Linked DNA regions of Homo sapiens: all the other regions are linked to region 1. Evidence: read pairs that join two places in POLR2A ChIA-PET (ENCODE). Cell type or tissue: A673. All regions are shown on one strand. Each heading gives the region's core, and the rest is flanking DNA. Links, peaks and the distances in the headings are about the cores only.

The links. ChIA-PET counts read pairs that join two places held together with the same protein. Peaks named below come from ENCODE experiments on the same cell type or tissue, not always from the same donor. Only the 100,000 strongest peaks of a DNase experiment are listed, where the experiment ranks them.
Region 2: POLR2A ChIA-PET joins it to region 1 with 17 read pairs; 3 of 35 experiments call an interaction of 5 or more read pairs at or near these places.
Region 3: POLR2A ChIA-PET joins it to region 1 with 11 read pairs; 2 of 35 experiments call an interaction of 5 or more read pairs at or near these places.

Annotation. Positions count from the first base shown.
Region 1 is chr10:74,232,531-74,243,374 of GRCh38, reverse strand. The region is part of intron 3 of ADK (adenosine kinase); the gene reads right to left. LOC124902456 (a long non-coding RNA gene) reads right to left here. Exons shown (of 2, transcript XR_007062198.1): 1 at 2,411-10,844; 2 at 1-637. Among named protein-coding and RNA genes, the nearest start is that of ADK, 87 kb to the right of the region's middle. In A673, for the core only: no CTCF peak of the experiment used is centred there; DNase peaks (open chromatin) are centred at 4,664 and 5,064; H3K4me3 peaks cover 678 bases; H3K27ac peaks cover 1,540 bases.
Region 2 is chr10:75,123,302-75,134,145 of GRCh38, reverse strand. The region is part of intron 1 of SAMD8 (sterile alpha motif domain containing 8); the gene reads right to left. It overlaps LOC124902460 (a long non-coding RNA gene), which reads left to right and starts at 10,447. Exons shown (of 3, transcript XR_007062202.1): 1 at 10,447-10,495; 2 at 10,745-10,844. It also overlaps the pseudogene RPS26P42. In A673, for the core only: no CTCF peak of the experiment used is centred there; no DNase peak of the experiment used is centred there.
Region 3 is chr10:74,332,274-74,343,117 of GRCh38, reverse strand. The region is part of intron 4 of ADK (adenosine kinase); the gene reads right to left. Among named protein-coding and RNA genes, the nearest start is that of ADK, 190 kb to the right of the region's middle. In A673, for the core only: no CTCF peak of the experiment used is centred there; no DNase peak of the experiment used is centred there.

The DNA of each region.
Region 1 (10,844 bases), core at 2,398-7,397:
TTTTTCTTGGTCCCTTCATTGGACTTGCAACAAGGGCGACAGTTTACTCACGCCACAGCGCTCAACCCCCTGCAGGAGGGAGCATGTTAGCAAGAGAGTGCAGGACCTGGCCGGCTGCTCCAGGAGCCAGCGAGAGAAAGCTCCATGCAGGTCCCACAGCAGCACCCAGGTGAGGGTGCCCACGACCCCAAAACCCCAGAGAAAGTGTTACAGTGGTCTTTTAGCTCTGCCGTCTGTCTGTGTGCATGTTAACAGCTCAGTTGGTCCCTTACCACATTGCGTGGGGTGGCTGCCCTCCGCCAGCGAGGGCAAAGGGCCAGTATGACAGCCTTTTTGGGTACCTGCACTCCGTGGGTTCTGAGTTCTTGTCCAGTATCCAAGAAGAAGGAAGTGATGCAGACACTTGAAGGATGGTGAAGGTGGAGAATTTTACTGAGCGGTGGAAATGGCTCTCAGTGGAGAGGGGAGCTGGAGAGGGGACGGGAAGAGTAGGTGGTCTTCCCTGAAGTACAGCAGTAGTCTCTTCCCCGAAGTCAAGCCATCTCTTTTCCCGAAAGTCTGGCAGAATCTCTCCTCTCTACCTACTGAGTCCGGGGCTTTACAGGCACAGGATGCGGGTGGGGCAGGCCATAGGTAGCTTTGGAAAAGGCAACATTCAATTGGTAAAAAGACATTATTCAGAAAGAACCAATCAGGACAGTGCAGGCAAACAGGAATAGAAGTTCTCACTTTGGGCTGCTGGTTTCAAGCTTTTCACCTTGGAGGTGGGGTTTCACCAGGGACCCACCCCTATTTGCCTATAATTTCTCTGCCTCCTGCTTCTATCATCAGCATTTTAAAGCTGATTAATAAAGCCAAACAAAAAGGTTGCATATTTCCTAAATGTACTTTTAATTATCTAAAATAACACACTAAAATATATTTTTCCAATAACTGTTGGTTAATCACATACTGTGTTACCCCGTGCTAGGCACTGAGTGTACAATGGAAAACAAACACAAATAAACAAAGATATAAGCCCATTCCCTTATGGAAATTACACTGCAGCTGTTTTGGTTGTTTTTTTCTCCCCAAACTGTCTGAACACCTTCCAGATAACAGCAATTCTCCCTTCTAATTATGATGCTTTTTCTTAAAGTAAAGGAATTAAACATCTCAACTTGTACAACTTTTATATTTAAAAAACATGCTTGCCATTAGCATACTTCAACACAAAAGAGTTAAAGCAAAGTTCATCTCTGCTTCTTGCCCTAAAATTACGATGTACTCATAAGAACAATATGTTTGGTGGAAAATGTTCATAATATGTTGAAGGCTTTAAAGCAACAGAAACAAGGATAGCTGAACCAGCATATAAGAGAAAATCAAAAACCAAAGGCTCAGAAGGAAGGGAAGGCAGAAATAAGAAGCAAACAGGTTTATTTGCAGAACCACCATAAAAACTCAGAAATTTCTAAAGGTATGAACTATACATCTATACTTTAGAAGAGACAGATTAAATAAGAGACTTCTGGGAGCAGTAGCACAAGCTATAGTCCCAACTACTCAAGAGGCTCAGGCAGGAGGATCACTTGAGGCCAGGAGCTGCAGGCTGCTGTGAACTATGATTGCATCACTGCACTCCAGCCTGGGAGACAGAGCAAGGCCTTGTCTCAATCAATCAATTAATCTTGTTCTAAGAGTTTTATCGGCTGGGCGCAGTGTCTCATGCCTGTAATCCCAGCACTTTGGGAGGCCGAGGCGGGTGGATCACTTGAGGTCAGGAGTTTGAAACCAGCCTGACCAATATGGTGAAACCCCGTCTCTACTAAAAATACAAAAATTTGCCGGTCATGGTAGCGTGTGCCTGTAGTCCCAGCTACTCAGGAGGCTGAGACAAGAGAATTGCTTGAACCCGGGAGATAGAGGTTGCAGTGAGCTGAGATCTCGCCACTGCACTCCAGCCTGGGCAACAGAGAGAGACTCCGTCTCCCCTCCCCAAAAAATAGTTTTATTTGGATGTGTCAATATTGGTTCATCAATTGTATCAAATGTACCACTCTGGTGGGGGATGCTGAAAATGGGGGAGGCTATTCATGTGTGAGGGCAGGAGGATTATGGGAAATCTCTGTATCTTTGCTCAATTTTGCTGTGAATGAACCTAAAACAGCTCTAAAAAGTAAACTTTACTAAGAAAAAGTTTAAAATAAAATTCCCACAGATTGATATTACACCGTATGCTGAATCATCTCAGGAATTAAACTTAAATAATGGCTTCTTTTATTCTGCTTTACAAATACTGACAATGGATAATTATTGACAGTGATAATGCTGTCAAACAATATGAATTCCAAATCAGTCTTACTGATAAGTTTTGTTTTATAGTATCAATAAAACATTCCAGATAAAACAAAGAAGACAGTTAACAGACCTATGTCTCCACACCGGAGTTTCCCAGATAGTGAAACCTGAAATCAGCAATAAAAAGAAGTGCTTCATATCATATAATACTAATTTTTCCAAATAACTGACAATGGGTTTTAAAGGTTAAGATGTTACAGTTTTAAAATAAATATTTTTCCCAGGCCCAGACAAAACATGAAAATGCATATAATTTTCAAATATACTTTATAAGACCACAAGTATATAGTGGTCTAAGGTAAGAACAATTAAAAAGACCCTCAATTATATAAGTTGACAGAAACAGTGACACGTTATCACACACTAGGTTCTCAGTCAAATCAGTCAGTCAACAAATACAATGGCCTACAAGTCTTAGGAATATAAATGACAGTTTCTACCTCTAAAAAATATTTGCTAATTTCCAAGTATTTGATGAAGTTTCCTTTAAAAAACATAATTTTATACTGTCTTAACTCCTGAGAGCATAATTAGGACCAAAAAAGAGAAAGAAATAAGACATACATCATAGTAACAGTTTAAAGGGAAAATTTCAGCATCTGGGAGAATGTACTAAAACACACACACACACAGACACACACACACACACACACACACACACAAAATAAAAGGAAAACACTGACAGGCTGACAAATACCTACTTCCCAGGAATATTTTGATAGGATTATATATCATCTTTAAGAAATGACAGCATTATTACTGTTATATTACAAGTCTCACACATCAACAACAAAATGCTGTGCACCAGCCTGGACAACATGGCGAAACCCTGTCTCTGCTAAAAATACAAAAATTAACCAGGTATGGTGTTGCACACCTGTAATCCCAGCTACTTGGGAGGCTGATGGACAAGAATCACTTGAACCTGGGAGGTAGAGGTTGCAGTGAGCTCAGATCGTGCCACTATACTCCAGCCTGAGTGACAGAGTGAGACTCTGTCTTAGAGGAAAAAAAAAAAAAGCTGTGCAAAGAAATGAAAAGCATAAATATATGCTCACATTCAGATTTATGAAAGTTAAGGCAGGACTTTCTATTTTAAAAGATTTTTACATACAAAGCAAATTGAATTTTTGTGGTTTGGTTATTACAAACTGGTTCAAAGATAACTAAATAGAATATTTTATTAATAATTATACCCACTAATATACTAAACATCCTTACATATTGAGTATTAGAACATGACAGCCTATTTTGTTTTTTCCAGAGATTATACAATTTTACTTTTATTGTGTCTTTTTTTTTTTTTTTTTTTTTTTTTTGAGACAAGGTCTCACTTTCTCACCCAGGCTGGAGTCCAGTGGCGCAATCATGGCTCACTGCATGCAGACTCAACCTCCCCAGGTCAAGAGATCCTCCCACCTCAGCCTCCTGATAGCTAGTACCAGAGGTACACACCACCATGCCCTGGCTAATTTTCAAATTTTTTGTAGAGAGGGGGCTCTCACTATGTTGCCGAGTTTGGTCTCGAACTGCTGGGCTCAAGTGATCCACTGGCTTCGACCACCCCAAAGTGGTGGGATTACAGGCATGAGCCACTGTGCCTAGCCTATTCTTTCTACAAGGTTGACTGACCCCATAGCCATTGTCTTCATCCAGAGCTAACCAATGTCTCTTTGCATAAGAGATAATACTTTTCATCTAACGGAGATCTAATCTTACCTTTGCTGAGTGACTGAGTAAAACAACTCCAAACATCAAGTAACAATTTATACTACTCCATAACATGTGTTGATAGTTACATTCGATTATAACTGAATCTAAAATTCTCAGAACTACCAAGCCTTAAAGCAAAAAGAAAAAAAAAATAAGTAACTGCAGGAGAAAAAAGAAACAATATTATATTCAGAAGAAAGTAGAAGTATGACTACTGTCCCCACTGTGATTTCCTAAAACTTTACAGCATCTCTTCTCAGTTAAAAAGTACTCTCTACTAAAAATATGAAAAAATTAGCTGGGCATGGTGGCTGGCCCCTGTAATCCCAGCTACTCAGGAGGCTGAGGCATAAGTATCATTTGAAACTGGAAGGTGGAGGTTGCAGTGAGCTGAGATCGCACCACTACACTCCAGCCTGGAACAGAGCGAGACTCCGTCTTAAAAAAAAAAAAAAAAAAAAAAAAGCACTAGCTAAAGTGGCAGTTTTCAATGTATACTATTCTCCTGAATGTATTTTTCTATCTTCTTTGGTTTAGAGACAGTAATTTTGTTTGTTTCTTTTTAAAGGTGCCCTGCTGGGTTGCTTAGAATAAAACCAAAGAGCCTGAAAATTATGTCAAGGCAAAAAGAAACAATATTTCCCATGAGACCATAACTTTGCAGGTTCCCTTTCAAGTCTGAGGGTAACACAAATCTTCCATGCTTTAAAATATATTCACTCAATTTTACACATTTTTATATCTTGGTTACTGTCAGGAAATGTGTTTAAAATTCTAAATTTAAAATTTTTAAATTTTTTTAGTGCACAAGGTAATTAGGAATAATTACGATACCAGAAAATAGTTTTAGAAAACCTCTTACTGAGGCCGTTTCTAAGTCTGGCCCTGGTTCCTGTGTTCCCAGGAAATCTGACAGGCCATTTCACTTAAACATTGTGAGCAATTCACTATTAGTTGCCAAGTCAACAGCCATTTCCGCGTTGCCAGTGGAGCTCTAATTTTTGTTCAGTTATAAGGAAGCATGTACTTCAGAATATGCTAATTAATCATGATAATTCTATTTTCTTTGCCAGTAACTGGTTTAGGAATGTGTGTGTGATAAGAATCTACCAGAGTACTTCTGGGAAACCTTTTCTTGCTCTTAAAAAAGAAGACGGGCGGACAGACAGGCGCGGTGGCTCATGCCTGTAATCCTGGCACTTTGGGAGGCTAGGCTTTTATTTTTTTGAGATGGAGTTTCACTCTTGTTGCCCAGGCTGGAGTGCAATGGTGCAATCTTGGCTCACCATGACCTCCGCCTCCTGGGTTCAAGCGATTCTCCTACCTCAGCCTCCCGAGTAGCTGGGATTACAGGCATGCACTGCCACACCTAATTTTCTATTCTTAGTAGAGACGGGGTTTCTCCCTGTTGGTCAGGCTGGTCTCGAACTCCCGACCTCAGGTGATCTGCCTGCCTCAGTCTCCCAAAGTCCTGGAATTACAGACATGAGCCACCATGCCTGGCCCCTTTTAAAATATTTCTGCTCATTGATGATGCACCCAGTCACCCAAGTGCTCTGATGGAGATGTATAAGGAGATGAATGCTGTTTTCATGGCTGCTAATACAACATTCATTCTGCAACCCCCAAATCAAGAAGTAATTTTGACTTTCAAGTCTTATTATTTAAGAAATATATTTTGCAAGACTATAGCTGCCATAGACCGTGATTCCTCTGATGGATCAGACAAACTAAAATGAAAACCTCCTGCAACGTATTCATCATTCTAGATGCCATTAAGAACATTCGTGATTCATGGGAGGAGGTCAAAACATCAACATTAACAGGAGTTTGGAAGAAGTGAATTCCAGCCCTTGTGGATGACTTTGAGCGCTTCAAGACTTCAGGGAAGAAGTCACTGCAGATGTGGTAGAAATAGCAAGAGAACTAGAATTGGAAGTGGAGCCTGAAGATGGATACTGAAATGTTGCAATCTCATGATAAAACTTGAATGGACAGGGAGTTGCTTCTTATAGATGAGCAAAAAAAGTGGTTTCCTAAGATGGAATGTACTCCTGGTGAAGATGCTGTGAACACTGCTGAAATGACAACAAAGAATTTTGAATATTCCATAAACTTAAGTTGATAAAGTAACAGCATGGTTTGAGAGGACTGACTCCAATTTTCCAAATTCTACTGTGGGTAACATGCTATCAGACAGCATTGCATATTACAGAGAAATTTTTCATGAAAGGAAGGCTCTGACACAGCAAACTTCATTATTGTCTTATTTTAAGAAATTGCCACAGACACTCCAACCTTCAGCAACCAACATCCTGATCAGTCAGTAGCCATCAACACTGAGGCAAGACCCTCCACCAGCAAAATGATTGTAACTTGCTAAAGGCTCAGATGATTGTTAGCATTTTCATCCATAAAGTATTTTTATGGATTAAGGAATATACATTTTTATATACAATGTTATTGTATACAATAGATTACATTAAATTAAGGCATATACATTTTTTATACACAATGTTATTGTATACAATAGATTACAGTGTGATATCACCACAACTTTTATATGCACTGGGGAATATAATCTTCATGTATTTCTCTTTATTGTGATATTCACTTTATTGTGATAGTCTAGAACCAAACCCCCAATATCTCCAAGGTGTGCCTGTATAGGAAAACCAGATTACTATATAAGTGGTTTATGGATAATGAAGGGTAGATTTGTTATACCAATAAAATTGGCCTATCCTTTAAAGCAATTATCTGGTATCAAATTTAGTCAAGGCCAACAAACAAAAAGAATAAGAATCATTCTTGAATTTCTTTGTGCCACAATACACACTGTACGTCTGTTTGAATAAACTGTATTATAACAGAATAAAGATGTTTAGTACTAACAAAGGCTTCAAAGATAATTATCCACACAAAATTGTTTAAAAGCCTACTCAAGCATAATCCTAAGAACATCCTTCAATCTACTTAGAAGAAAATACAGTTAAATTTTTAGAAACTGAAAGAGCATATGTACTTCAGTTCTTTCTTATCCTCATTTGTATGTTTTAGTCCCTAGCTTTATGGTTGAAATCAGTTCGCTCATTTTTCTAAATTCCATGTTGCAAGTCAATCATATTTCCTCTGCCTTCATTGAGCTTACATTATGTCTGAGAAAACATCTTTGAAGAGCTAATTATACAACTTACAATTTAATATAAAATGGTTTAGGGGAGTGTCTTAGTTTGATTGCTACGGCTTTTAACAGAAACCTGAGATTGGGTAATTTATAAAGGAAAGAAACATTAATATGTTTCTCAGTTCTGAAGGCTGGGAAGTCCTAGAGTATGGTGCCAGCTTCTGCTCAGCAACTTCTTGCTGCATTATCCCATGGCAGAAGGCAAACAGCAAGCAAGTGCTTGAGGGGCCAGACTCACTTTATAACAACCCTCTAAGAGATAACTAACCCACTCCTGCATTAATGCACTCATGAAGGTAGAGCCCCATGATCTAATCACCTCTTAAAGGCCTCCACCTCTTATTACTGTTACAATGGCAATTAAATTTCAACATTAGTTTTGGAGGGGACAAACATTCAAACCATAGCAGAAAGAAAGGAGAAAAAGTGGTGGTAAAATAAGTAAGCTCACTCCCACACAGGAAAATTGGTAGACTTTGATAACAAAGGATTTTCCAACAACAGCATAAACTCATAGAACTCATATATGTGAGCAGGGTGCAGTGGCTCACGCCCGTAATCCTAACACTTTGGGAGGCTGAGGTAGGCAGACCACTTGAGTCCAGGAGCTCAAGACCAGCCTGGGCAACATGGCAAAACCCCATCTCTACTAAAAATACAAAAAGGAGCCAGGCGTGGTGGCACATACCTGTAGTCCCAGCTACTTAGGAGGCTGAGGTGGAACGATCACTATGATCATGCCACTCAACTCCAGTCTAGGCGACAGAGTGAGACCACCTCTTAAGAAAAAAAGAAAAAGGAAAATTTTTTTAAACCGTAAATGTCAAGAATGTTTTCCTGCAATTCTCCACTAAATTTCTGGATCTTGCTAAGATTTTCTCTTTGCTCTTTCTACCTGTTGTAGAAGTTTGCTTTCCCCTTCTCTACAAGATAAAAAAAAAAAATCCCTTATGAACATTTTCCCACCCAAGTCAAACCGGAAAGTTTCAGAAAAAAAAAAAAAAAAGGGATAATTTCAAGTATCCAGCTAAACGTCAAAATTTATTTTTCCCCTAGGGCTTCCATCAGGCTTTACTCAACACAGACCTACAGACCTAGAAATCACACCTCTCTCTAGCCTTCCTAAATAAAAAAGCATTAAAGTTATAGGAATGTTTGAAGAAAGTTTTATTTTGTATATGTTATTAAAACTTTGTGTGTACAAAGTGAAACATTTTTATAAATGTTACATTTATACTTTTAAAAACCCACTTGCAACTGATTAGAATACAAAGTAAAATTTTACAGGGAAATGTTATAGATAATGTTTAGATCACTTTTCTAAATTATTGAAAAAGTCCAGTTGCAATCTTATTGAAGTTCTACAGAGGGAGCTAGTATCACAAAGAATAAAGTTATAATACATGAACTTCAAAAAAAGACCTAGTCTGTTGGAAATATCAGATTACCATTCATCAATATGAGCTCACTTTATCCTCTAAAGTTTTACCTTAACAATTAGCCAACTCAAAATAAAACACAGTATTACCTACAAATTGTGACGTATTTCTAGTGAACCATACTAAAACTTATAAAATATAATTTCCATGAAAAATACCTTTAAATACTTTTCAAGTAGGTATGTTCATAATGAACAATATCACTCCTCCAAAGAAGTTTTTTAAAAAAGGTTCCTAAGTCACTGAACTTATACAAAATGGAAAGCAATCAAAAAGATCTAAACAGTTCTATCCTTTTCTTATATAAACCAAGTTACGAAGTCTCTTCCTCATCTGTAAAATGGGAATGATTACAATATCTGCTTCACAGAGTTGCTGTGGGGATTAAATTAGATCACAAAATAATTAAAACAATGCCCTTCTTCCTTGTTCTTTAACATGTATTATTTAATTGTTCAACACTTTCCAAAAAGAAATCAACATAGAGTTTTCAAGGTTAGATTGGCTGCTAATAAATACTAAAAGTTCACTCAAGACCCCCAAGTCTATATCATTCCCAAAAGGTCTGACTCAACCCTTAAGGGGAAATAGTGTTGGCATAACTCTTACATTAAAATCTGCCATAGCTACATTCTCAAAATATTTCTGTTTGTTGTAGACCAAGAAGAAAGAGAATTCATCACACCAGCAGTTTCTCTCTCCATTCTGTTACCCTCAATAAATTTCATCCCATAAATATATCTTGTCAAGTAAATTGCAGTTAAGGATCAATGAACTACACTTTGACTAAAGTGCTCTGAATAAAGTTTCTAGGAAACACCTTATCCTTCCCCCTAAAAATTGACAGGAAAGATCATTATCCTTTTTTGTTATTGTTGAAGAGTTTTATGCTAGAAATTCAGAAGCTATACCCAGAGGGATCACTGAACAGACTAAAAGAGAAGTAGGTAATGAAAGAAATCATTTGTTTAATGGACAATGACAGAAAAGCACTAATCTAAACCCAAAATGATATCGGAGGAACTTAAGTTTGGAAGACTAAGTGATTAAACAAAGTTAAGGTATTAAACTATGTCAAGAAGGAGTACACTTCCCCTAATTTCCTCTCCTATATGGTTTCAGCTTAAGATATGTCACAAGAGAAATTTGCAAAAAATTTAGGGGATGCAATTGAAGCAGTAGCCATTACATTCCAAAGGCAGTCATTGGTTAGAGGCAGGAAGGACAGACACAAAGGTATGGGCAGAACTGTAATCTGTCCTTACTCATCCCCACTCTACCTTACGTCCACAACTACCAGGACCAAGCCTATCACCAGATTTTTCACTAAAGGCCCATAAAGGTGGTAGTTGCAAAGAGCCCACAACACACGAACCTCCTTCACAGTTTCCCTATTAACAGAACACGCAATTCATTAACCTACATCAAAAGGCAGTTTAGCGATTTTTCTCTCACATTTTAGGGACCTTAATATCCCCAGTTTTTCTCATGATTGAATAAGATTTAATTCCTGTAATAAATTTCTTAATATCATAGTGGCATTGAATTCTAACTAATACCCCAAGACTACAGCCTATGGCAAAACTCATACATAAACTAAGTTTCTTCTAATGCTAAGTCCAGGGCACCATATAGTGCTTCATAAGTAGAAGGTAGCAATTTAAATTAATTCTTTAAGGATTTTAAGATTTTACCACCAATAACACACATTTTTCATTCACCTATCGTTCATGAATATAAGACCATGTTTAATCACAAAATTATTCCTTATAGGCCAGACGCGGTGGCTTACGCCTGTAATCTCAGCACTTTGGGAGGGCAAGGCGGGTGGATCACGAGGTCAGGAGTTCGAGACTAGCCTCACCAACACAGTGAAACCCTGCCTCTACTAAAAATAGAAAAATCAGCCGGGTGTGGCGGCGTGCGCCTATAGTCCCAGCTACTTGGGAAGCTGAGGCAGGAGAATGGCGTGAACCCGGGAGGTGGAGCTTGCAGTGAGCTAAGATTGTGCCACTGCACTTCAGCCTGGGTGACAGAGCAAGACTCCGTCTCAAAAAAAAATTTTTTTTTTAAATCCTTATAATGAGTTACCTTCCTTGATGACAGTGTTAATTATTTTCTGTTTGTTTTTTTTTGGGGGGGGGGGGTGCGGGGGGGTTGTTTGT
Region 2 (10,844 bases), core at 2,028-7,027, 890 kb before region 1:
ACATGTGCTCTCACTGTTCAGCTCCCACTAAATGCCATTTGTCCCAGCAATACCATTACTGAGTATATACCCAAAGGAATATAAATCATTCTATTATAAAGATGCATGCACACGTATGTTCACTGCAGCACTATTCACAAGAGCAAAGACATGGAATCAACCCAAATGTCCATCAATGATAGACTGGATAAAGAAAATGTGGTACATATACACCACGGAATACTATGCAGCCATAAAAAGGAATGAGATCACGTTCTTTGCAGGGACATGGATGGAGCTAACTGTAATTTTGTACTTGCTGACCAACCTCTATCCATCCTCCTCTCCTATCCTTTCTCTCTAGCCTCTGATAACCACTATCCTACTTTCTACTTCTACAAGATTAACTTGTTTTTAGATTCCATATATGAGTGAGATCATGTAGTATTTGTCTTTCTGTGCCTGGCTAATTTCACTTAATATAATGTCCTCCAGATTCATCCATGTTGCTGCAAATAACAGGACTTCATTCTGTTTTGTGGCTGAATATGAATATGGTGCATGCACACAGACATACACACATTTTCTCTATTTATCTGTAGACGGACACTTAGGTTGATTCCTTATCTTGGCTATTGTGAATAGTGCTGCAATAAACATGAGAGTGCAGTATCTCTTCAACATCCTGATTTCATTTCCTTTGGACATATATCCAATAGAGAGATTGCTGGATCGTATGGTAGTTCTATTTCATTTTATTTTTTGAGACAGGGTCTCACTGTGTAATCCAGGCTGGAGTGCAGTGGTGCAGTCTTGGCCCACTGCAACCACCGCTTGTCAGGCTCAAGCAATTCTCCCACCTCAGCCTCCCAAGTAGCTGGGGCTATAGGCACGCACCACCACGCCTAGCTAATTTTTGTATTTTTTTTGTAGAGATGGGGTTTTGCCATGCTGCCCAGGTTGGTCTTGAACTCCTGAGCTCCAGCAATCTGCCTGCCTCAGCCTCCCAAAGTGCTGGGATTACAGGCGTGAGTCACCACACCCAGCCTCTATTTTAATTTTTGAGGAACCTTCACAGTGTTTTCCATAATGGCTGTATTTACATTTCCACCAACAGTCAATCAGGATCATTATAAACAAAACAAAAACCTGCCTTTTTCTTTCTTTATTGATTGACTGAGACAGACTCTTGCTCTGTTGCTCAGGCTGGAGTGCAGTAGTGTGATCACGGTTCACTGTAGCCTTGACCTCCCAGGCCCAAGGGATCTTCCCACCTCAGCTTCCTGAGTAGCTGGGACCACAGGTGTGTACCACCAAGCCCAATTAGTTTTCTTATTTTTTGTAGAGATAGGGTCTCCCTAGGATGCCCAGGCTGGTCTTGAACTCCTGGGCTCAAGTGATCCTCCTGCTTTGGCCTCTCAAAGTGCTGGGATTACAGCCGTGAGCCACCATAGCTGGCAAAAAAAAAAATCTGCCTTTGGACAGCTATTTCAGTCTTAAGAGTATACAGGAAAGATTTTATTACATATTTCTCTTTATTTATATTTTTATTATAATACTTTATTACAAATTCTTCACGGCTTCAGGGAGTTTTATATCCATAAATTTAAAATGTCCAAATGTCAAGAGATAACACAGGGTCACTAATTTGGTAAATTTACCAGGAATCAGGATCTGGTATTCACCCTTAGAGATCAAAACTTGACCCTGTCAGTTCCCCAGAGTTGGTCAAACCAAGAGAGACTAAAAGCAAACTCACAAGGTACTAATGGATAAACTAGAGAACCAATTCTAGACACTCAAGTGTCTAAAAAGAATGCTCAAGCATTATCTCAGGCACATCCTTTTATAATTCTGAAGTGTCTAGGAGGCTGATTTAATAATCAGAACGCTACTTGTAGAGCAAGTAATCAGGGCAAAGAAAAACAGATCGTCTTGGGCAAAATCTAATCCAGCTTCCTGTGAGACCTAACGTAACATCAGTGCCACAGAGCAGAGAGTACCTGTCTAGAAAAGGTTGTTTGCATCTCCCAGTTTCAGTCTCTCTCTCTCCTAGACAGTGTAGGATATAAAAAGCCAATTCTCTTTGATGCCTCCTTTGCCTAGGCTTCCAAGGAAACTACATATACAAAGGTTTTCAACCCTGGCTATACATTAGAATAGTCTGAAATTTTACAGTGTATTTGTATCAATGTCCATGCCTCATCCTAGGACAACTGAATCAGAATCTCAGAAGAGACAGAAATTTTATATCTGCATTTTTTAAAAAGCTCCCCACGTGATTCTAATGCACAGTGAGGCTTGAGATGCCAAGATGTTTAGAGTATTTAAAGTCATCTAGAGAGTTAATATTGGTGTTGAAATTAAACTCCAAGAATTTCGACAACAAATTCAGTGTTCTTTCCACCATTTCATGCTGCTTTTCCTTGGAGCTAAAGGATGAGTTAATAATGCTATCAAGTTCTAACAGAGATTTAAAGATTTATTATAGATTTTTAAAAAATATTCTTACCATATTTTGGAGACTCACTTATTTCTTTAATTATCAGAAATATATAAATTGTAGATAAATTTGATCAGTTATTTTTAATAATCAAAATTCTGTTTTCTGGCTATTAGATTTTGGTATTATAGACAGATTCTAAGCTTCTAATTAGTATATGTTTTAATATAAAATAACCTATAATTTTTCTTAATATTATATATCTTCAGTCAACACTAGAGCGTGATTTTTCTTTTCAGACAGTTCTGTGTATATGCTTAAACTATATTTTATTCAACTGTATTATGTAGTAATTAGTAGAGGCAACAAGCCAACATCAAATCAAAATGTAATAGATGAAATAAGATGTGTGCAAAGGCACCTCGAAGACTCAATGTTATACAAACCAGAAGCAGAGAAGAAGCAGAATTAGAATGGATGGTCACATAGTGCTCTGCAAGCCTCAGATTAAATAATACTATAAAATGAGGAAGGAAAGAAAGGGATAACAGAAGGAAACTAACATTTATGAATACCTACTACAGGTTAGACCCTGCAGGGTGATTTCATGTGGGATCTCATTTCCTAATTATAACAACAACTGCTTGATCTTTGCCTAGTTGTTTTGAGGGTTCTGCCTGCCTGGACTTCTGTTTTATATTTTCTACCTCTTGAGTCTTCCAAGCTCTCTTCAAAGTAATAGATAATAAAATAAATATAAAACAATAACAGCAGCAGCAGCTACATTTGTTGAATGCTCAGGCACTATTCTGAGCACTTTATCTTTATAATACTATTTAATCCTCACAACACTTTTATGAGGTAGACATTACTATTATCTTCATTTTACACGAGACAATGAAGGCACAGAAAAGTTAAGTGAAGTGACCAAGGTCCTACTTGAAATTGTCCGAGCCAGGATTCAAATTTGGGATTCAAACATTTTGCCAGATTTGCTTTACACAAATTATTTAAATTATTATAATTTAAATGATTTAAAGTCACCTAGAGAGTTAATATTGATGCTGAAATTAAACTCCAAGAATTTTGACAACAAATTCAGTACTCTTTCCATCACTTCATGCTGCTTTTCCTTGGAGCTAAAGGATGGGTTGAAAATAAAGCTACTAAATCCTACCAGAGATTTAAAGAATGATCATAGTGTTTTTTTTGTTTTTGAGATGGAGTTTCGCTCTTGTTGCCCAGGCTGGAGTGCAATGGTACGATCTCGGCTCACCACAACCTCCACCTCCTCGGTTCAAGCAATTCTCCTGCCTCAGCCTCCCGAGTAGCTGGGATTACAGGCATGTGCCACCAAGCCCGGCTAATTTTTTTTTGTATTTTTAGTAGAGACGGGGTTTCTCCATGTTGGTCAGGCTGGTCTCGAACTCCTGACCTCAGGTGATCTGCCTGCCTCGGCCTACCAAAGTGCTGGGATTACAGGCGTGAGTCACCGTGCCTGGCTGATCATAGGTGTTTTTTTTTAAGCATTCATATCTTATTTTGAAGACACTTCTTAACTGTTTAATATAAAGACATTATGATATTCACCATAAATATTTCGGCATCCAGTTGTTATTCATCTTCTAATAATAATGACAACTTCCTAAATAAGTACAATACACATTACCACACCTAAGAAAATTAACCATAATATCTCCCCTAATTGCCCCTCAAATTTATTTTATTTCTGTTTCCTCCAAAAATCAGGATTCAATTTAGGTTCATGTATTACACTTGGTCATCACATCTTGCTAGTGTCTTTTAGTCTAGAACAGTGCCCTAGCTCTTGTTTCTTTTTAGGGGGAGACAAGTTCAGGGTAGTTCTTTGTAGAATAACCTGTATTCTAGATTTACCTAGTTGTTTATTTCCTCTACTCTTAACCACTATACTATGATGTCAAGGGTTAAGATCACAGCTAAACCTAACACAAATCTCCAATCATATGTATTCATGTAGCTACTCAGATGGCTTTGGGGTGTTTCTTAAAACATTAATGGCTTTGTTATGTATCTAAGGCTATATAAACAAACCATTTTCTACTGTCCCTAAGATTATATAACTTCTTTTTCCTACGTAGATGACAAATTCAAATCTAAAGATGCCAAATGAAACTAGCTAATCATTTTAACTTTAAAGAAGTCCAGGCCGGGTGCGGTGGCTCACACCTGTAATTCCAGCACTTTGGGAGGCCGAAGCAGGTGGATCACGAGGTCAGGAGATGAGAGCCTCCTGGCCGACATGGTGAAACACTGTCTCTATTAAAAATACAAAAATTATCTGGGTGTGGTGGTGCATGCCTGTAATCCCAGCTACTTGGGAGACTGAGGCAGGAGAATCACTTGAACCAGGGAGTTGGAGGTTGCAGTGAGCCGAGATCATGCCACTGCACTCCAGCCTGGTGACAGAGCAAGACTCCATCTCAAAACAAACAAAAAAACCCAGAAGTCCAAAAGAGTCACTTGAGCTGGGGACTTCCAGGCTATAGTGAGCTATTACTGCACCTGGGCAACAGAACAAGACCTAGTCTTTAAAAAAAAAAAAATAAGAAGAAGAAGAGGAAGTACAAAGAAGATATAATAAATATCTTTAGAATTAGAAGAAAAGCACACTGGAAAAAAGATCCAGTTGAGATGGTTTTTTTTTAGGTGATTCAGAATACAGAAAGAAGTATGGAGGAAAAGTAGGGCTTCTATATTACGAAAGTGTCAACTTTTGTTAAAAGACCCTTTTGCAGAAGAAGTAATACATTTTCGTCAGTATGTGTCTGAAATTTTGCTATTTAGGCACTAAAACCAATTATATGCATGTATTAATAATGCAATACAAACAGCTGGATAAAAAAGCAAATCTTTTCATCTCAGGCTTGCAACTATTCACTTCCTTTAATCTGTAATCACCCCAAGGCACCAGCCCAGTATCACTGTGTACCACTTCTAATCAATAATTCCCTTCCCCACCCCCTGCCGACCACCCATAGTAACCACAAACCTATCTTCATGATAATCCCTTGTTTTTCTTTATAGCTTTACTACCTAAGCATATATCCATAAACAATATAGTTTAGTTTTCCCTGCATTTGTACTTTATATGAATGGAACAATACCATATGTATTCTTTTAATCTTACACCAATGTAGATTTCAGAATTCACCTGTTATTAAAAATATCTAAGCTGGGTATGGTGGCTCATTTCTGTAATCCCAACACTTTGGGAGGCGAACTCAGGAGGACTGCTTCAGCGAAGAAGTTCAAGACCAGCCTGGGCAACATATGGAGACCTTGTTTTTATTAAAATTTAAAAAAACAGAAGGGCGGGTGCGGTGGCTCACGCCTGTAATCCTAGCACTGTTGGAGGTCGAGGCAGGTGGATCACTTGAGGTCAGGAGTTCCAGACCAGCCTAGCCAACATGGTGAAATGCTGTCTCTACTAAAAATACAAAAATTAGCTGGACGTGGTAGCATGTGCCTGTAATCCCAGCTACTCGGGAGGCTGAGGTAGGAGAATTGCTTGAACCTGGGAGGCGGAGGTTGCAATGAGCCAAGATCGCGCCATTGCACTCCAGCCTAGGTGACAGCGACTCTGTCTCAAAAAAAAAAAAAAAAAAAAATTAAAGAAGAAAAAAAAATCAGAGCCAGATTAATTTTAGAGGGCTGTTAAAACAGTTTTAAGGTTCAAAATAATACAGGGAACGTTAAATAGTCATTTTAATTTGTCAGTAAAGACCGGTAAAGGGTTTATCACCTAGGAAGAGTTAACTGCACTGAATGGGAAAGTATATTCAACCAGAACAAATAAAATATTCTTCAAAGGAAATACAGTGAACAAAAGTACATGTTGTTCCTTAGCATGAACTAGTTAATCCTTTCTGAGTTAAAATGTCTCAAGAGGACTTGTTTATTTAACATTTACATGCTGAATACTGTCTGTCATGTAACTGGGATTATCAGCTATCCATTCAATACCTAGTTAAAATAGTAGGAAGCAGACAGGATGTACAGCTAGAGGATATGTGATGTCAGCAGAGTGTTATTCCTTAAAAAGAATGTACACCCTAACTCACAAACTCAAGTTCTGAACCGTGTTCAGTGCATTTTCAGGAAGTAACAATAAATTAGCTAACATTCATGGCATTTACAGTGTCTGAGGAACTGTTCTACGTGTTTGACTTATATGCCCAAATAATCCTCACAACTATATAAAGTAGGTACTATTAATTTCCTCATTTTATAGATGTGACAACTGATATAAATGGGTTAAGTTCCCCAAGATCAACTTGTACTAGCAAGTAGTACAGAGAACTGTTCAACCTAGGCAATCTCATTTTAAAGTTCATATTCTTACCCATGACAATATACTGCCTCACATGAACTGAGGGCTCTTGTACTTCTGCAAGAACTAAATCTCAAATATAAAATACTAAATATTTTCTAGTTATCAGCAGAAGAATGTATCAAAGTTACATTACATAACAAAGATTTTTTTTTTTTTTTTTTGAGACAGAGTCTCGCTCTGTGCCCAGGCTGGAGTGCGGTGGCGCAATCTCAGCTTATTGCAACCTCTGCCTTCCAGGTTCAAGCGATTCTCCTGTCTCAGCCTCCCGAGTAGTTGGGACTACAGGCACAAGCCGCCTCTCTCCACTAATTTTTGTATTTTTTAGTAGAGACACGTTTTCACCATGCTGGCCAGGCTGGTCTCGAACCGTTGACCTCAGGTGATCTACCCGCCTCGGCTTCCCAAAGTGCTGGGATTACAGGTGTGAGCCACCGTGCGCAGCCTAATGAAGACTTTTTGAATCACAATTTTGCACTGTTCAGTCTCAAACATTTACTAAGTGTCTATTATATAGAGATGCCAGACACTAAGGCACTGAGGATACAATCCGGCCAACCCGGTGGCTCAGGCCTGTAATCTCAGCACTTTGGGAAGCCAAGGCCAGAGGATTGCTTGAGCCTAGGAGTTTGAAATTAGCCTGGGCAACATAGGGAGACCTCATCCCTACAAAAAAAAAAAAAATTAGCCAGCGTGGTGGCACGTGCCTATAGTCCCAGGTCCTCAGGAGGCCAAGGTGGGAAGACCACTTGAGCCTAGGAGGTTATGGCTTCAGTGAGCTATGATCATGCCATTGTACTCCAGCCTGGATGACACAGCAAGATACTGTCTCAAAAAAAAAAAAAAAAAAAAGCAAAAGCACTCATATGTTACATTTATTCATCTATTAAATATTTACTGTACACATACTATATGAAGGGTATTACACTAGGCAATGTGGCATTCATCCAAATGAATCTGAATCAGATCTTGCTCTCAATGATTCTACAGTCTAGAAAGGGATATTAAAGAGAGTCATAATTAGTTCACTCAATCCTCAAAAGACTAATAAAGTGGATATTTATCTAATTTGCTAAAAATTGGAAAGTTAAAGGAGTTGGAAAAGAGAAGTTATTTCCAGTTGGTAAAATCAGAAAAGAGTTCTTGGAAGTGACTTTTGAGCTAAGCGTTAAAGGAGTAGTAAAATTATGTGGATAGAGATGAATAAAGTACAATAGCAAAAATTTAAAAATAAATAAATAGATCAATAAATAAAAATAAAAGTATACTAGCAGAGGAAATTGCATGACCAAAGTATGAAGGCAGGAAACAGTGGTGAACCATCAGTATGTAAAAGGCACAGGGGAATAACAAGATAAAAAGTTGAAAATATAAACTGGGGCCAGATGATGAAAACCTTTTTGTTTTTGTTTTTAGTATAATCTCCACTTTATCTTTTTCCAGAAGATAGTTTTTCTTCAGTCCTTAAGGAGTCGGCTCCTTATACGGACTTTGGTGGAGGTCATGGGGCAGCACTCAAAAGTCTAAGTCAGGTAGACATGTTTGGTCCTTGCAGGCTTTACAAGTTCGATTCTTGACTACCTTTCTGCGAATGGCACAACTCATGTAGTTATGTAGCTTCACATACAGCTTTGGAAGCACATAGGTGCCCAAGGTACTTGTTTCAGAAATGTCCCTGATAGCTGTGGGCTCGACTATGTTTCAAATAATGAACTTTATTTTTTTTTCCTTTTTTTGAGACAGGGCCTCACTATGTCACCCAGGCTGGAGTGCAGTGGCACAATCTTGGCTCACTGCAACCTTTGCCTCCTGAGCTCAAGTGATCCTTCCACCTAAGCCTCCCAAGTAGCTGGGACCACAGGTGTGCACCACAACGCTGGGCTAATTTTTGTACTTTTTTTTGTAGCGATAGGGTTTTGCCATGTTGCCCAGGCTGGTCTCAAACTCCTGGGCTCAAGTGATCCTCCCGTCTCAGCCTCCCAAAATGCTGGGATTACAGGTGTGAACCACCACACCCAGCCTCAAATGATGAACTTCTTAAAAGGCTTGTCCCTGGGCATACATCATGCACAGTTCATGCAGCAAATAGGCTGCATAAGGCAGTAGCCCTTTTAGACACAACAGTTGTTCCTTCTTGGAAACGAGGACCTGAGAGAGCCATGGAAACCTCTGTCAAGTTAAAAACATTCTACACACAATGGGATTCTCTGCAGATAGCTGAAAAAGAGGATGACATAATCAGAGTGTGTTTTAGAAAGAATAATTGGCTAGGTGTGGTGGCTCATACCTATAATCCTAGCACTCTGGTAGCTGGAGGCGGGAGGATCACTTGAGGCCAGGAGTTCAAAACCAGCCTGGGCAACATCGTGAAATCCCATCTCTGTAAAAAACAAACAAACAAAAACAACAACAACAAAAAAATTAGCTGGCTGTGCTGGCATGTGCTTATACTCCCAGCTACTTAGGAAGCTGAGCCATGACTGTGCCATTGCATTCCAGCCTGAGTGACAGAGTGAGACCCCATCTTAGGAAAAAAAAAAAAGAAAAAAAGAAAGAAAAATTGTCTTAAGAGTGTAAAACAGATTGTGAGACAGGATGGAATATAATGACAGACATGAAGACAGAATGAAGGAAACAGCTTCTAAAAAGTAGAGGAACAGAAGAGAGAGCTACTCTTCAGTATGTGTACCGTTTTGCTCTCTAGATTTTTCTGACAGGTACCTTTTTTTTTTTTTTTTTGAGATGGAGTCTCGTTCTGTCACCCAGGCTGGAGTGCAATGGTACCATCTCAACTCACTGCAATCTCCGCCTCCCGGGTTGAAGCAATTCTCCCACCTCAGCCTTCCAAGTAGCTGGAACTACAGGCGTGCGCCACCACGCCTGGCTAATTTTTGTATTTTTACTAGAGACAGGGTTTCACCACGTTGGCCAGACTGCTCTCGAACTCCTGACCTCAAGTGATCTGCCCGTCTTGGCCTCCCAAAGTGCTGGGATTACAGGCATGAGCCATGGTGCCTGGCCTCTGACAGGTACATTTTAAAAAATAAATGGATTTCTGCTTGCAGGAAGATGGAGTAGACATACTTTTTCCTATTACTCTATGGACATTATATATAAAATAAACATAAGAAGACTCTGAGAAATGAAGAGGAAGACTGACTGGCCAGGCACCTTGGGACCCAAGGAACAACACAGTAGTGAGCTCTTTGGGTGTTTTGTTTGTTTATTTTGCCATATATATCCCAAAGTGGATACTAGAGAAGCTAGCAACCTGGAAATGTCAAAGGTGCAGATAAAAAAAGCTCCAAGAAAAAACAAAAGACCGGCTGGGTGCAGTGGCTCACGCCTGTAATCTCAGCACTTTGGGAGGCTGAGGCAGGCGGATCGCTGGAGCTGAAAAGTTTGAGACCACCCTGGGCAACATGGTGAAACTCCGTCTCTACTAAAATACAAAAAATTACCTGGGCGCGGTGGAGTGTGCCTGTAGTCCCAGCTACTCTGAGGCTGAGTAGCTACTCTGAGGCTGAGTAGCTACTCTCAGGCTGAGGCTGGAGAGTCGCTTGAGCCCTGGAGGCAGAGGTTGCAGTGAGCCGAGATCATGCCACTGTACTCCAACCTGGGAGACAGTGAGACTCCACCTCAAAAAAAAAAGAAAGAAAAGAAAAACCAAAGGACCAGAAAAAGAGACAGCCTAGCAAGATGTAAGACTTTTAGACAATAACCCACTCTATTCCAGCCAAACACCACATAAAAAACCAGCCCCATTTCCACTCCCACCCTCACCAGGAAAGGCCAAATGGAGAGCCTTGATTTTTAAGCCTGTCAGGTTATAATCCGGCCATATCTCTCTCCACACCAGGGTGGTATCAGAGAAGACCAAGTAGGGAGCTGGGATTGTCATCATTGTCTAGCAGTAACAAGTCTCTCCCCCTCTCTTAACATGCTGTCAGAGGAGTCCATTTGGGGAACTTGGACTTCAAACCCAAACAGCACTTATGAGGCACCCCTCCTGCTCCTTGCCGAGGTACTACCAGAGGAAGCCTGCTGGAG
Region 3 (10,844 bases), core at 3,350-8,349, 99 kb before region 1:
AAACTGCAGAGAAACATCAAACTTAATGGTGAATGATTAGATATTTTCCCCCTATATGAGAAACAAGACTAGGGACATCTCTTCTTGCCACTTCTGTTCACTGTTACATTACAACTACTAGTCACAGCAATTAAGGAAGGGGGAAAATAGTTAAAGGCTTCCAAATTAGAAAGAAAGAAGGAAACACAACTATAGTCACAGATGACATGGTTTTGTTTATAGAAAATCATAAAGAACCCACTAAAAAATATTAGAGCTAAGTAAGTTCAGAAAGGCTGTAGGATACAAGATCAATATTAAAACACACACACACACACACACACACACACACACACACAAACTGAGCTAGGCACAGCGGCTCATGCCTATAATCCCAAAACTTTGGGAGGCTAAGGCCAGAGGATTGCTTGAGCCCAAGAGTTCGAGACCAGCCTGGGCAACATGGCAAGACTCTGTCTCTACAAAAAAAATTAAAAATTAGCCAGGCATGGTGGTGCATGTCTAGTGGTCTCAGCTACTTGGGAGGCTGAGGGAGGAGAATCAGGTGGGCCTAGGAGATTGTGGCTGCAGTGAGCCATGTTTGTGCCACTGCACTTCAGCCTGGGCAACAGAGCATGAGCCTGTCTCAAAAACAAAACAACAAAAACCACACACAATTGTATCTCTAAGCCATCTGCAATGAATAATCTGAACATAAAATTAAGAAAAGAATTCCACTTACAATAGCATCAAAAAGAAAATAATATTTGGGAATAAGTTTTCTTTACAGTGTAAAATTTATACTCTGAAAACTACAAAACATTGTTGCAACAAATTAAAGATGATCCAAATAAATGGAAAAACATCCCACATTCATGGAAAATTTTATTAAGATTGGCAATATTACCCATTATGGATGTAGAGATTCAACACAATCCCTATCAGAATCCAAGCTATACTCATTGTGTAAATTGACAAACTGACTCTAAAATTCACTTGGAATTGCAATGGACCCAAAATAGCCAAGGAGGGATAATTGAGTGGGTGAGAGCTAATGTATATGGGCTCTTTTTGAGGTGATAAAAATGCTCTAAATTTGATTTATCTCAATAAAGCTTTTTTTTCATGCTACTTAGCATGAAAACAAAGAACAATTTAATTTCCTTATGGGAAGAAGGACTCACAGAAAGGTACCAAGAAGTGATATCATTTGTGCTAAGTATATGTTTTACTATTCTCTAAGTCTTTAAAAATTTGAAAATACACACATAGCAATAACTAACCAGAATAGTACAAATTTGAGCATGCTGGTTTTGAATTACATATTGCTGTACTAATGATGTTCATAAATGAATTGTCAAGACAATTTTCAATACAATGGCAGCCAAATAAATAAATACACAAAACACCAAGAACAGGGATTTATATTATACAAGCAAGTACATGAAATGGAAAACTACCATGAGAGCCAACATACACTGGATTTAGGATTAAGGAGTGTAAATATACTAGAAATCTTTGAAGAAGTTAAGAAGGACAGCCAAAGACAATAAAAACAGACAGCAAGAAGTAAGTTAATGATTGCAAAAATCCTTTTTTTTTTTTTTTTTTGAGACGGAGTCTCGCTCTTGTTGTCCAGGCTGCAGTGCAGTGGCAGGATCTCGGCTCACTGCAACCTCCACCTTCCCAGGTTCAAGTGATTCTCCTGCCTCAGCCTCCCGAGTAGCTAGGATTACAGGCACCCGCCAACACACCCAGCTAATTTTTTTTTTTTGTATTTTTAGTAGAGACAGGGTTTCACCATGTTGGCCAGGCTGGTCTCAAACTCCTGACCTCATAATCCACCTGCCTGGGCCTCCCTAATTGCTGGGATTAACAGGAGTAAGCCACCGCACAGATATACTATGGCAAGTGTAAGAAACCTTAGTATAAACATTGTAAAAATGCAAGTCTAAATGTGAAGGAAACAAATCTAGAGCATCACTTTGAATATACTTATTATAGTATACTATCAAGGAGAAGAAAAATAACTTTAACTTTGAATGTTAACTATAGCACAATGAAATGAGAACAAGTGTTCTTCAATCAAGCTAATAAGATTTCACTCTAAGTTTCTGACATAAAGGATAATGATAGATGTCTAATGAATAGAGTTAATATTGAAATCATTAAGAAGTATTTTCATATTTTATGAGGTTTTTAAAAAAGTATTTCAGACACAATGTTCCAATGTTCCAATAACATTCTACATATTGTACTATGCCTGATATAAATGTACTTTGCAAATGGGCAATAAATTTGCCAGCCATTTTAATCTTTCAAAATTAAGTATTTAAAATTGGTAATATGCAGCATGCTATATAGACAATTAAAACAGTAAAAAAAAGTATACTGAGTGAAAAATAAGTCTCTCACAAACAGCAATTCCTCAGTTTTCCTCCACTGGTTTCCAGTTTCATATGTGTTCTTACTGAATTTCTATTTATGTTATTTCTTGACTCTATTCTGATGCCCAGATCTGTCAATATATAAACACATAATATATATACACTGAAATATACACTGAATTTTCCAAAACAGTCTAGGTTTCTATTCTTTTTAATCAAAGCAAATGCTATGTATGGCTTCATTTTAATTTCTACTTGCTTACAAGTTTCAATAGTAATATTCAGAGTTGTCAAATTAGGAAGCAAGATATATCACCTGAAACCTGGTTTAGACAACATTTTAAAAATTAAAAGTCATCAGGTATATAAATGAAGATTGTCATACTACTCAAAAATTATATGGGAATATAAGGAAACAACTGACTTTTTCTCATACAAACAATACTAAATGCAGACACACAATGAAACAATAAACACAGTACTTTAGATTTTTAACTGGAATTTCACACCTTTTCCTTACCCCTACATCCAAAATACTATTTTTCTGATCAGAGTTGAATACTAAAATTAAATGTAAATTAATATGCTATTTTAAAATCAAACTAAAACCAATTTATAGTAATAGAATATGTTAATATTAACTCAAACAGTTTAAATTCCCTCCTATGTACATGAAAAATGGCCCTTCAAAATGGAAGGGAATTTCATCATCTGGTTTAAAAATAACAATGAAATAAAGAGCAGCACAAACAAGACTACTTTTGGCCTCTGGCTTCTTTCAGTATAGAAGTATTATAAAGAAAAGAGTAAGCCAGTGTTGATATAGTAAAGAAACCTCCACTTTAATAAATCATTTTTTCAGGAAAAGAAGTAGTCTGCAAAATCTGTGAAAGTGATTTATCTTCAGGTGAATAAAATGAACAGTAATTGATCTTGTACCTAGGGAGTGATTCTTCTTCCACCAGTTACAAACATATCTCTGTTAAATATCACTAGAATAGGTTAGGTAATCTCATGTTTTGAATAATTTATTTGCACACTTAAGATTTAGGATTTATTCTAAAGTTTATGTCCAACACCACAGTTTCAGTTGGGCCATTAACTTGTTCATTATTTCATCACTTTTTGCATCTGTAAAATGAGTCCAGCTTTGTATGGGACCATCATAGAAATGACACCAAACACAGATTTGGTGGGTGAAAGAGTTATGTCAGAGGTAAGATGATCATGAAAAAGGGATATAGGCTGAGATACGTGAAATGGGCACAAATTGGTAAAGTGAAGGAAAAGAATGTTACATGCAGAGGAATCTGTATGTTTATGTCAACAAGATATATGATTACCAAACGTTTCACTTCACAGCAAAGAATTTTGAAGAAATCAAGACTGTCTTTTAATTTAGTGTATAAAGTGGATCATTTTAAAAATAACATCTACTTTACTTATATTGGTTATCCTAGAAATTCTGTGAAGAGGCTAAAAAAGGAATTTAGGCCAGGGCAGTGGCTCACCCCTGTAATCCCAGCACTTTAGAAGGCCAAGGCAGAAGGACTGCTTGAAGCCAGGAGACTGAGACCAGCCTGGGCAACATGGTGAGACCCCCATCTCTACAAAAAATAAAAATAAAAAAATTAGCGAGCCATGGTGGCATGCACCTATAGTCCTAGCTACCTGGGAGGCTGGAAGCAGGAGAATCCCTTGAGCCCAGGTGTTTGAGGCTACAGTGAGCTATGATTGTGCCACTGCACTCCAGCCTGGGAAATGGAACAAGACACTGTCTCTTAAAAGAAATTTTTTTAAAAAAAGCTCCCCAAAGTAGACATTACATGCATTGTTCTTAGTGTGTGTGTACTATTCTATAAAATCTTATCAGCTGTAAAGATTCATGTACTCACCAGCACAATTAAGACACAGAACTATTCCATCACCACAAAGAAGCCCTCTCCTGCAACTCCCTTATAGTCATACCTATCCCCTTCTCCCACATTATCTCTAACTCCTGGAATGACAGGTTAATTTTCCAACACTAATTTTTTTTCATTTAAGTAATACTATATAATTGGAATCATACAGTATGTAACACTTTGAGTTTAGCTTTTTTTTTACTTCGTGTGATGAACTTAAGATCTACGGAAACTGTTGACTGTACCAGTAATTTATTCTTTTACAAAGCTTGGTATTCCATTCGATAGATATATCACAGTTTGTTTATCTATTCACCTGTTGAAAGTTATCTGGATTCTTTCCAGTTTGAGGCAATTACAAATTAAGCTGATGTAAATATTTGTGTAGCAAGTTTTTACATATACATAAATTTCCATTTTTCTATGTTAAATACTCAGGAATATGATTGCTGAGTCATATGGAATATTTATCTTTAATTTTATTAAAAATGCCAAACTGTTTTCCAGAGTGGCTGTGTCATTTTCCTATCAGCAACAGATGAGAAATCCATTCATTCTGTATTCTCACCAGTTTTTACTTTCGCTATCCACATATGTATGCAGCAGTATCTTATAGTTTTAATTTGCACTTCTCTAATGGCTAAGAATATTGAAAATATTTTACATGGCTTACTTGCTATTTTATATATTCATTTTTATCATTTAAGTTTTTGTTGTTGTTGTTGTTGTTGTTATCCTAGAAATTCTGTATAGAGGCTAGAAAAGGAATTTAGGCCAGGGGTAGTGGCTCATGCCTGTAATCCCAGCACTTTAGGAAGCTGAGGCAGGAGGACTGCTTGAAGCCAGGGTCTCGCTCTGTCACCCAGACTGGAGTGTAGTGGTGCAATCACAGCTCATTTAAGATTCTTAAATACATTTGTAGCCCAGCGTGGTGGCAGGTGCCTGTAATCCCAGTTACTCGGGAGGCTGAGGCATGACAATCACTTGAACCCGGGAGGCGGAGGCTGCGGTGAGCCGAGATTGCATCACTGCACTCCAGCCTGGGCTACAAGAGCAAGACTCTGACTCAAAAAAAAAAAAAAAAAAATCATCCGAAGAGGGAATATACAATATCTTCAAGCTCACAGTTAGTAAGCTCTTCTAGCTAATAGTAGGACAACACAGATTAATATACAAAAAGCTAATGAAGCCAGCTGTAGTAATAAAAAGTAGAGGAGTGTAAGTATAGAAAATTTACTTAGAAATGTCTTTATAGAGATGATTTGATTAAAGCTATTCACTTTGATAACCCAGGAAAGGCACTTAAAATTCACAAGGCATGAGTCAGATAATGTCAGTGTCTGTACAGTATCCTTTGGACCTAACCCTTTCCCACCATTCCAAATTACTTCCAATAGCCAGTATCTTCCTCTGTATCCCTCAGGGCTTTCCTCTGAATGGCTGAATGCTACTCTGCCCACCACAGCACCAGGCAGGTGCAATGTCTTCTGTATGGCAGTCCACAACCAGTAACAGGAAATATACTCACTCTCTCACACTTCAGGTGAGTTAGTCCCGAAACTAAATTTGACACTGACTTTCCCAGAATTATCCCACAAGATAAAGCTCCAGCAACCTATTGTGTTAGTTTAGTTAGTAAGTCTTCATTAGCTGCCTTGCTTTCCTTGCATCAATTCTTGCCTGTTACATACGTCTCCAAAGTAGACTTTGTTCTAAAATCCTTGCTTCAGGGTTCTGCTGCTGGGAAAACTTATGTATGTTAAACCACCCACCACAACAAAATAACTCTCATTAAAAATAAAAAATACTTGGAAGCAAAAGGTAGTGACAATAAATAAGACATATATATAGGCCCACCATATCCATGGGATCTGCATCTGCAGACCAACCAACCAACAGCAGATCAAAAATACTTGGAAGTGGGGGAAATGGATAGTTGTTGAGTCTGTACTGAACAGGTACAGACTTTTTTCTTGTCATTATTCCCTAAATAACACAGTATAACAAGTATTTACTTAGCATTTATAGTGTATTAGGTATTATAAGCAATCTGGGGATTATTTAAAGTATATGGGAGGATATGCATAGGTTATGTGCAAATATTATGCCATTTAAGGGACTTGAGTATCCATGGATTTGGTATCCACAGAGGGTCCTAGAACCAATCCCTTATGGGCACTAAGGGATGACTGTACTTTCCTTTCTCTATTTACTTTTTCTATTTATTATTATTTCATAACTCTCTTCAATTGTAAATTAACAGCATTTCCCCTGCATATTGAAAACCTAATTTCTAATATGTCCATTACATTAAAATTAACAGTGCAAAATTACAGACGTCTACAACTACAAAAAATATTGACCTGTAAAATGCAATAAATTCAACTTCCATGATTAGACAGCAAAAAAAACAAACACATTAAGCTACAGTAATCAGAGAAGTATGATATTGGAGAAAGAAGAGACATATAGATCAATGAAACAGAATATGGAACATAGATATACAACCACATAATTGATTTTCAAAAAAGTACAATGGCAATTAAAGAGATTTAAATAGACTTCAGGGAAGAGTAATGGATCAATTGGATATCCATATGCCAAAGCAAAAAACAATAGCAAAAAACAATAATCAAAAACTCTGTTACAGACCTCACCCAATATACACAAAACTTAACTCAAAATGGATCACAGATCTACATGTAAAAAGTAAAACTATGAAATTTCTAGTAGAAAATATAGGAGTAAATCTTTCTCACCCTGGATTAGGCAAAGAGTTCTTATATGACACAAAAGCATAATCCATTTTAAAAGTACATAAATTTGTAAGAACTTCTGCTCACTGAAAGACATTGTTAGGAAAATGAAAACACAAGCCACTCACTAGGAGAAAATATTTGCAAATCACACATCTGATAAGTCTTGTCTGCAGAACAGATAAAGAATTCTCAAAACTCTGTAACAAAAATAAACACAATTTTTTTTAAAAAAAAGGCAAAGAGTTTGAAGAGATACTTCTTCAAAGAACATATACAGATAGCAAATAAGCATATAAAAATGTGCTTCACATAATTAGGGAAGTAGAAACAAACAATGAGATGCTCCTCTCCCCCTTACAATTGATGTAGTAATAAAAGCTGACAATATCAAGTGCTGAAAGGATGTGAAACCACTAGACCTCTCATATATTACTAGTGGGAATGTGAAATGGCACAGCCACTTTGGAAAGGAGTTTGGCAATACATCTAGTAAAATGAAAATTTATGTTAACACAAAAACGTATAAATATTTTTAGCAGCTTTATTCATAATCACCAGAAACAATTCAAATATCCCTCTAGAGTGGATAGAGACACAAGGTGCAGTACATCACGATGATAGAAAACTACTCAGCCATTAAAATTTAAAAACTATTGACAAAGCAAATGGATGAATCTAAGATGAACTTACGTCAACTGAAGAAAGTCAGATTCAAAGGCTATGCACAACATGATTCCATTTGTGTGTATCAGTACCTCAGGAGAGCTGGAGAAAGCTGGGCTGCCACGTTTTGGCACAGCCAATGGCAACAAGCCAAAAAAATAAATAAATAAAATAAAATAAAATAAAGAATAGGTCTGTAATCACTGTGACAGTATAAGAGGCTAAATTGGAGAAAGTGCCAGCTACCCCCCATTCCATTTTCCCCTGTGGCATGGCACATTGGTCACAGGGCAGGTAGACCAGCACAAATGTGAGGGTTGCATCATTGCCAAAGGGAACCCCCAACAAAAGATTCTGGCAGTTTTACAGACCCAGGAGTCGAGTGAAGGCTAGAGAGGGAAGGGTTAGAAACAGAAAAGTACAAGTCATAGTAGAGAAAGAGTTGGTAAGTGTCTTCCCCTCTTTTCCCCAATAAAGTCTTGACAGAGACACTTAAGGAAAGCCTCCCCAAAAGCCCCACATAAAGAGGCCTCTGAATGAAGGCACCTAGGCTAGGAACGCAGATATGTATAAGAGGATGGCTGGGTCCTTGACTGCAATTCCCCTCAGAGACTATAAAAGCTTTGCACCAAGTCTGCTCTGGAGACCAGCCCTCCCCCTATGAAGCCTGCCAGGAAAACCTCTGTAAATGCCTTATGATCAGACCTAAAAAATCACTCATAGGTTGTTGGCCAGAAGCAGGAACCCTCAATACAAGTCACCGGAAAAGGCAAAACTATACAAACAGAAAATTATGGAGACTGGGATTTGATTTTACCCTATTTAATAAAAGCTAACACAAAAGCCTCTTAACTAATTCATGGATGCAGGCAGAAGACACAAGACTCCTCAGTCAAAGAAAAAACACTTCATTACTTATGACAAAACAGAAGAACATCAGCACATTTGCATCAGTTCCCTTCATCCCAAGTCCTTTGGGGATGCTCAGATGGATGCTATGCTTGTAGTGAGTTTGCATCAGCAAATGAGAAGCACTGAACTCAGGGAATCCACCAATTTTATAGCAAGCAGTAAATAAGCTTGCTTTTTGTCTGGGAACAGATGTTATCTCATGTCTCAAGTTTATCAGCTGCATATATAACCCTGAGAAATGTCCCAGGAAAAAGGGCAGTCAGAACCTTACAGTCTTCACAAACAAGTGAGGAGAACTGTCTCTGTCAACAAAAACAGAGCAGGGATTGCCAAGGGCTGAAGTAGGGGAAAGGAAGACTACAAAGGGGACACAGGGAAAGTTTTGAGGTGATGAAACTATTCTCTATCTTATTTCTGATACTGGTTGCTAGACTGTGCATGTGTCATAACTTGCAGAAACATACACTACAAAGATCACTTTTTTGTATATAAATTATAACTTAATTTTAAAATGGAAAAAATACTTTTGAAAAAAAGTATTTTTTGAAAAATAAATTTATTTGAAAAGAATTTCTTTTCTAGAAAAAAGTAAATCTTCCCTTAAAAAAACAAAAATATACCCAGGACCCTGTGGTACCATCCCTGGTGTCCCTTTCTGCATACGTCTACTTTCAGTTGCCAACTACTTAATGTTTACAGTATTCATTTGAGGTTAATTAATTATACTTTCAGATATGCTTCAATACCTATTCAAGCATTAAATCAGGACTTATAATTTTGAAATCTTTTTTTCTTACAACAGTTTTTGAGAAAAAAATAGATTAAATTTGCAAAACAATAAATTAAAAATTAGTATAGCTTACTGTTGCCTTTCAGCTCTCTCAATCAAGATATCAAAAATAAAATAACATTTGGCAGGCATCCCTTCATACTCCCCACCATGGATATTAACTCACAAATAAGATAAACCCTCAAAATTATTAAATTGCCATTGTTCATGTTTCTCCTATTGACCAATGATCTAAACTCTCATTTTAGTAAGGTTCTAATAGAATGGAACATCTGTTTTATGTTACATGGGAGGCAGCAAAATTCTTCCTCTCTGACTGGATTACTAATGCTCATGCCTTCTATGGCGTTATACTTCTCATTCGTATCCCTGCACTAGTTCTCTAAATAAAGTACAACATACCCCCTCCTAATGTAATACATTTTCCTTTGTACAATACTGTAGATGCCATATTTTTAATGTGACATGCTGGTATTTCTTTTTTAAAACCACAAATGCATTTCTTATTCTCAATCACAAATTTAAATTTCTTGTGTATTCCCAGCCCACTAGGCATTTTTCTTTTAAAATAGCTGAAAAAATAGACGATTTCAATTTTTTGATTTGTCATCTCATTTTTTATAGACTCCAAGTAACTGTTAGAATGGAAAGTGAAAAGATATTTAGTTTTTTTTTCCTTTTTCTATAAAATCAATTTAAGCTTAAGAAAGACTGTAAAATATTTCTGCTTCTTAAGAGGAACAGTAGTAAGTCCATGCCACATCTAAAATGATCTAAAATAATACATTCATATTCAATTTAAGAAAAATAACCTTAATAAGACATTCTTCCAGTGTTCAAGCTTAAAATTATTTTAACATGAGTGTTTTCATTTTTAAAAGTCATCAAAATTTGACATATATTCCTTATGTTATTTCAGAGATTTACACAAATACTTAGCTGACACCATCTTACATTTCATTGGTTAAATTAAGATAAAGTAATACTCTTCAAATGGAGTTATATTTCTAATACCTTCAGTTTTTCTTGTTGTGCAATATTTTGTTCATTATGAACAGATTCTGACAAAATTGACACAAATTGCATCACTACTGATGACTCTCAATTAGGTCTTCAGTTCATTTCCCTTGCCTAACTCTAAAAAAGCTACATATGGTTTAAACCACTGGTACTTTTTACTTTCTGCCAATACACAAACCATGCTTTTCTGTGTTGAAAACATTCCCATGAATAATTATACTAGTCTCCAAAGAGACCAGATGGTAATAAATTCTAGAGCAGATCTGGAAGCTTTCTCTAAATTTACCTTTTTATAGTCTCACCATCACAATACAGTTCTTTGTGCTATGGCTTAGAATAGCTATGGCTAGACATAGAAATGTGAGTAAACTTTGTACAGAAATAAAAAAATACAATCATTTCAGGGTCTTTCATAACTACATACATCTCT